2 separate regions of the Homo sapiens genome follow, and region 2 is linked to region 1. The links are chromatin loops, found by intact Hi-C in ENCODE. Cell type or tissue: body of pancreas. All regions are shown on one strand. Each heading gives the region's core, and the rest is flanking DNA. Links, peaks and the distances in the headings are about the cores only. Region 1 overlaps OLFM2 (olfactomedin 2). Region 2 overlaps PPAN (peter pan homolog).

Region 1 (3,013 bases), core at 268-2,767:
ATGGAGAGAGACCTCCTCTGTAACATTAAGACTTTTTTTTAAAAAAAAGCTGAAAACAACCCAGTGTCTATTTATTGATGAATGAATGGATAAACAAAATGTGGTATATCCATACATGGAATATGATTCAGCCTTTAAAAGGATGGAAATTCTAGGCCAGGCATGGTGGCTCACGCCTGTAATTCCAGCACTTTGGAAGGCTGAGGCGGGCGGATCACGAGGTCGGGAGATCGAGACCATCCTGGCTAACATGGTGAAACCCCATCTCTACTAAAAATACAAAAAATTAGCCGGGCGTGGTGGCGGCCGCCTGTAGTCCCAGCTATTCCGGAGGCTGAGATGGGAGAATCGCTTGAATCTGGGAGGCGGAGCTTGCAGTGAGCTGAGATCGCGCCACTGCACTCCAGCCTGGGACAGAGAGCGAGACTCCATCTCAAAAATAAATAAATAAATAAATAAATGACTAAAGTGATAAATTTTATATTATGTGTATTTTACCACAATTAAAAATTTTTAAAGTCTTCCATTTAAACATGCACAACCTCTTCTATGAGTCACTATTACCAGCTCACTAAATTCTAGGCCAAGTGCAGTGGCTCACGCCTGTAATCCCAGCAGTTTGGGAGGCTGAGGCAGGAAGATCTTATGAGCCCAGGAGTTCAAGACCGGCCTGGACAATATAGTGAGACCCTGTCACTACAAAAAATAAACAAAAAAAATTATGTGGGCATGGTGGCACACGCCTGTGGTCCCAGTGACTCAGGTGGCTGAGGTGGGAGGATTGCCTGAGCACAGGAGTTTGAGGCTGCAGTGAGCTGTGATCGCGTCACTGCACTCCAGCCTGGGCAACAGAGCAAGACTCTATCTCTAAAAATAAATAAATAAGGTCCAGCACGGTGGCTGACGCCTGTAATCCCAGCACTTTAGGAGGCCGAGGCAGGCAGATCACGAGGTCAGGAGTTTGAGACCAGCCTGGCCAACATGGTGAAATCCTGTCTCTACTAAAAATACAAAAATTAGCCAGGCGTGGTAGCACGCGCCTGTTAACCCAGTTCCTTGGGAGGCTGAGGTAGGAGAATTGCTTGAACCTGGGAGGGGAGGGTTGCAGTGAGCTGAGATCGCACCACTGCACTCCAGCCTGGGCGACAGAGCGAGGCTCTGTCTCGAAAAAAATATAAATAAATAAATGAATAAATAAATTCTAAAATCCTTAACCCAGCTTTCGAAGCCTTTACAGTCAGATCACAACCTTTTCAAGCTCACTTCCCTTCTCCTATCTGCACCCACCATAGGCATCAACCACACACTTACCCTAGTTCCCATTTCCAGAAACTTCCCCTCTTTTAAACATGGTTAGAATCATGTAAAATAAGGGTAAACCCACCAGGTCTTGTCAGCATGACCAATGACTTTCTTCTGTGTCCACCCTCCAGTCTTCACTCGCTCATCCTTCAAGGCCCATCTCAAATGCCACCTCCCCCAGGAAGCCCACTTGACTCTTGACATCTGGCACTTTGTACCATGTGTCGGCTGCATCTGTCTCCCAAATTTGGCAACTGACAGCCATTCAGAGCGGACTGTGTCACGTCCCTCCTGAGTGAGTGAGTGCCTCTATCAGTGTCTTTCTCATAGAAATTACTAGAGAAATTAGGAACAGAAACAATGTGGGCCGGGTGCAGTGACTCATGCCTGTAATCCCAGCACCTTGGGAGGCTGAGGCGGATCACTTGAGGTCAGGAGTTCGAGACCAGCCTGAACAATATTGTGAAACCCTGTCTCTACTAAAAATACAAAAATTAGCTGGGCCCTGTGGCTCATGCCTGTAATCCCAGCACCTTGGGAGGCTGAGGCAAGAGGATCACTTAAGGCCAAGAGTTCAAGACCAGCCTGGGCAACATAGTGAGACCCCCATCTCTACCAAAAAAAAGAAAAAGAAAGAGAAAAATTAGCTGGATGTAGTGGTACACACCTGTAGTCCTAACTATTTGAGAGGCTAAGGTAGGAGGATCACTTGGGCCAAGGAGGTTGAGGCTACAGTGGGCTGTGGTCACACCACTCCACTCTAGCCTGGTCAACAGAGCAAGACCCTGCGTCTTAAAAAAAAAAAAACAAAATAAAATTTAAAAAGAACCCGGCTCACCATGTGCTCATCATGTATTCTTCCTGGGATTCACCAGGACTCTCTTAGAGCCTAAAAAGTGAGAAGCTATTTGCCATTTCATTTGATGGCTGAACTGGCTTTGCCTTTTTGTTTCTTTCTTCTTGTGCAATGACACCTGTCTTCTCATCTATTAAGCAAGGCTAGTTACTAGCTGCCCAGGATTGTTGGAACTATGTGTAAAGTAAGAGTAAACTGGGACCGAGAGTCTACTGGGTCCCCAGGAGCAACAAGAACAACCTTTTCCAGGCTGGATGCAGTGGCTCATGCCTGTAATCCCAGCACTGAGGGAGGCCAAGGTGGGTGGATCACTTGAGGCCAGGAGTTCAAGACCAGCCTGGGCAACATGGCAAAACCCCGTCTCTATTAAAAATACAAAAACTAGCCAGGCATGGTGGTGCACGCCTGTAGTCCCAGCTACTTGGGTGGCTGAGGCATGAGAATTGCTTGAACCCAGGAGGCAGAGGTTGCAGTGAGATGAGATCGTGCCACTGCACTCCAGACTGGGCGACAGAGTGAGACTCTGTCTAAAAAAAAAAAAAAGAGAGAAAGAGAATAAGCTTTTGTATACAGTCTTCATGGAATCTACTCTCCCTACTCTCTGCTCTTTCCTGGTGACTTCTTGGTTTGTGGCTGCACTCTGGATGGATGAAGTTGCAAGACACACTGAGGTGGTGTGCACCTGTAATCCCAACTACTTGGGAGGCTGAGGCAGGAGAATTGCTTAAGCCCAGGAGTTCGAGGCCTGCCTGGGCACCATGGCAAGACCCCATCTCAAAAAGAAAAAAAGAGATAGAATGGGCTTCCACCTTGGCAGGGAGGACATGTCAATGTTCTCAGACAAGAGTTCCCTAG
Region 2 (2,756 bases), core at 1-2,500, 190 kb after region 1:
TATTGGTAAAACACCTAGGTCTGGGGCTGGGCACGGTGGCTCACGCCTGTAATCCCAGCACTTTGGGAGGTCGAGGGGGGTGGAACACGAGGTCAGGGGTTCGAGACCACCCTGACCAACAAGGAGAAACCCCGTCTCTACTAAAAATAAAAAAATTAGCTGGGCCTGGTGGCACATGCCTGTAATCCCAGCTACTCGGGAGGCTGAGACAAGAGAATCACTTAAACCCGGGAGGCGGAGGTTGCCATGAGCCGAGATTGCACCATTGCACTCCAGCTTGGGCAATGAGCGAAACTCCATCTCAAAAAAAAAAAGCCTAGGTCAAGGCTGGGTGTGGTGATGCGAGCCTGTGATTCCAGCTACTCGGGAGGCTGAGGCAGGGGGATCACTTGACCCCAGGAGGTCGAGACTGCACTGAGCTGTGATTGCACCACTGCACCTCAGCCTCGGTGACAGTGAAATCCTGTCTCCAAAAAAAAGCCACGTCTAGACGACACTTCCTCCTTAAGCAGGCTGGCGTTGGGAGCAGGGAGGCGCCTCCGGAGAAGCCTGTCCCCAGCCTGCAGAGGCAGGGGTGGGGTGCACAAGGAGTGAGTGCCCCTGTGCTGCTGTGCCCTGGGCACTGTGGTGAGCACTGGCACCAGTAATGGGTAAGCAGGCCCCCCCATCCTCCCGAAGGAGGGAGATTTTTCTCACCGTCATCAGGTGGCGCAGGGTATGGGGGAAAATAACGCAGGGAAGGGAGAGTGGAGGCACGAGGGCTGCTGTCAACAGTGGTTAGGGTGGCCTTGGGGCCTCTCGCAGGCAGGACCACGGACGTGGGAAGAGGAGCCTCAAGAATGTCTGGGTGTGGCTGGGCACGGTGGCTCACACTTGTAATCTCAGCACTTTGGGAGGCTGAGGCGGGCAGATCTGAGGTCAGGAATTCGAGACCTCTTGGCCAACATGGGGAAACCCCATCTCTACTAAAAATGCAAAATTTAAAATTAAACCAGGCGTGGTGGTGGGTGCCTGTAGTCCCAAATACTCAGGAAGCTGAGGCAGGAGAATCACTTGAACCCGGGAGGCAGAGGTTGCAGTGAGCTGAAGTCACATCATTGCACTCCAGCCTGGGTGATGAGAGTGAGACTCTGTCTCAAAAAAAAAAGTCTGGGTGCGAAGGTACCAAGGCACAAGTCTGCAAGAGCAGCCAGGAAGCCTGGGTGGGCTGGTGCGAGGGAGTGAGTCGCGGAGCACAGAGGGTGGCACTGGGGGGTATGGCGGGCGGGAGCGCTCTTGGGGGACCTTGTGGGGTGAGTCTGGCTTTTTGGCGGCAACTCCCTGGCCAAGTGTGAGCACCTGGAAGCAAAAGGATGGGGCAGGACTCCAGCGCTCGCGGGTGCTCTCTGGTGGCCACGGGGAGAAGAGGCTTTGGGCGGCGGCGGGTGCCAAGGTCAGGGCAGAGTGGGGGCTGGACCCCCACGGGGCTTTGGACGGCACAGATCTGAAGTGGAGCCGGCAGGCCTTGCTGGGGCTGGACTTTGGGGAGGAGGCCTCTAGTGGGGCCAGGTGTGGTGGGGGAGTAGGGTGGCCGCTGTCTGTGTTACCAGTGGACCTTGAGCTCCAAGACTGCCTGGCCCGCCTAAGCTGGTCCATTGGGGCCCAATGCATAACCCTGGCTCTGAGCCTCAATCCTGTCCACATAAAGGAGTGGAGCCCGGTCCCCCTCCAGGGAGGGGAAAGAACTCGTGTCCAGGGATCCACGCCATGGCAGACGTGGGCTCTTGGGGTAGCAGGAGCCGCCTTATGGGGGAATAGGGCTCAGCTGGTGACACCTTCTGCCCACAGGTGCCAAGTCCTGCCCTGCCAACTTCTTGGCAGCTGCCGACGACAAACTCAGTGGGTTCCAGGGGGACTTCCTGTGGCCCATACTGGTGGTTGAGTTCCTGGTGGCCGTGGCCAGCAATGGCCTGGCCCTGTACCGCTTCAGCATCCGGAAGCAGCGCCCATGGCACCCCGCCGTGGTCTTCTCTGTCCAGCTGGCAGTCAGCGACCTGCTCTGCGCCCTGACGCTGCCCCCGCTGGCCGCCTACCTCTATCCCCCCAAGCACTGGCGCTATGGGGAGGCCGCGTGCCGCCTGGAGCGCTTCCTCTTCACCTGCAACCTGCTGGGCAGCGTCATCTTCATCACCTGCATCAGCCTCAACCGCTACCTGGGCATCGTGCACCCCTTCTTCGCCCGAAGCCACCTGCGACCCAAGCACGCCTGGGCCGTGAGCGCTGCCGGCTGGGTCCTGGCCGCCCTGCTGGCCATGCCCACACTCAGCTTCTCCCACCTGAAGAGGCCGCAGCAGGGGGCGGGCAACTGCAGCGTGGCCAGGCCCGAGGCCTGCATCAAGTGTCTGGGGACAGCAGACCACGGGCTGGCGGCCTACAGAGCGTATAGCCTGGTGCTGGCGGGGTTGGGCTGCGGCCTGCCGCTGCTGCTCACGCTGGCAGCCTACGGCGCCCTCGGGCGGGCCGTGCTACGCAGCCCAGGCATGACTGTGGCCGAGAAGCTGCGTGTGGCAGCGTTGGTGGCCAGTGGTGTGGCCCTCTACGCCAGCTCCTATGTGCCCTACCACATCATGCGGGTGCTCAACGTGGATGCTCGGCGGCGCTGGAGCACCCGCTGCCCGAGCTTTGCAGACATAGCCCAGGCCACAGCAGCCCTGGAGCTGGGGCCCTACGTGGGCTACCAGGTGATGCGGGGCCTCATGCCCCTGGCCTTCTGTGTC

What was found. Hi-C counts contacts between places; a loop is a spot of excess contacts. Peaks named below come from ENCODE experiments on the same cell type or tissue, not always from the same donor. Only the 100,000 strongest peaks of a DNase experiment are listed, where the experiment ranks them.
Region 2: a loop joins it to region 1, with 3 times the contacts of the local background. A loop is called at or near these places in 38 of 110 quality-filtered maps.

What each region holds. Positions count from the first base shown.
Region 1 is chr19:9,926,117-9,929,129 of GRCh38, forward strand. The region is part of intron 1 of OLFM2 (olfactomedin 2); the gene reads right to left. Among named protein-coding and RNA genes, the nearest start is that of OLFM2, 8.9 kb to the right of the region's middle. In body of pancreas, for the core only: no CTCF peak of the experiment used is centred there; no DNase peak of the experiment used is centred there.
Region 2 is chr19:10,111,806-10,114,561 of GRCh38, forward strand. It overlaps PPAN (peter pan homolog), which reads left to right. Exons shown (of 12, transcript NM_020230.7): 12 at 1-207. It overlaps PPAN-P2RY11 (PPAN-P2RY11 readthrough), which reads left to right. Exons shown (of 13, transcript NM_001198690.2): 13 at 1,828-2,756. The coding sequence ends at 2,049. It overlaps P2RY11 (purinergic receptor P2Y11), which reads left to right. Exons shown (of 2, transcript NM_002566.5): 2 at 1,828-2,756. Among named protein-coding and RNA genes, the nearest start is that of P2RY11, 1.5 kb to the left of the region's middle. RefSeq lists an enhancer at 1,638-1,707 and a silencer at 1,868-2,162. In body of pancreas, for the core only: a CTCF peak has its summit at 1,393 (motif pointing left); DNase peaks (open chromatin) are centred at 1,376, 2,026 and 2,456; H3K27ac peaks cover 1,943 bases.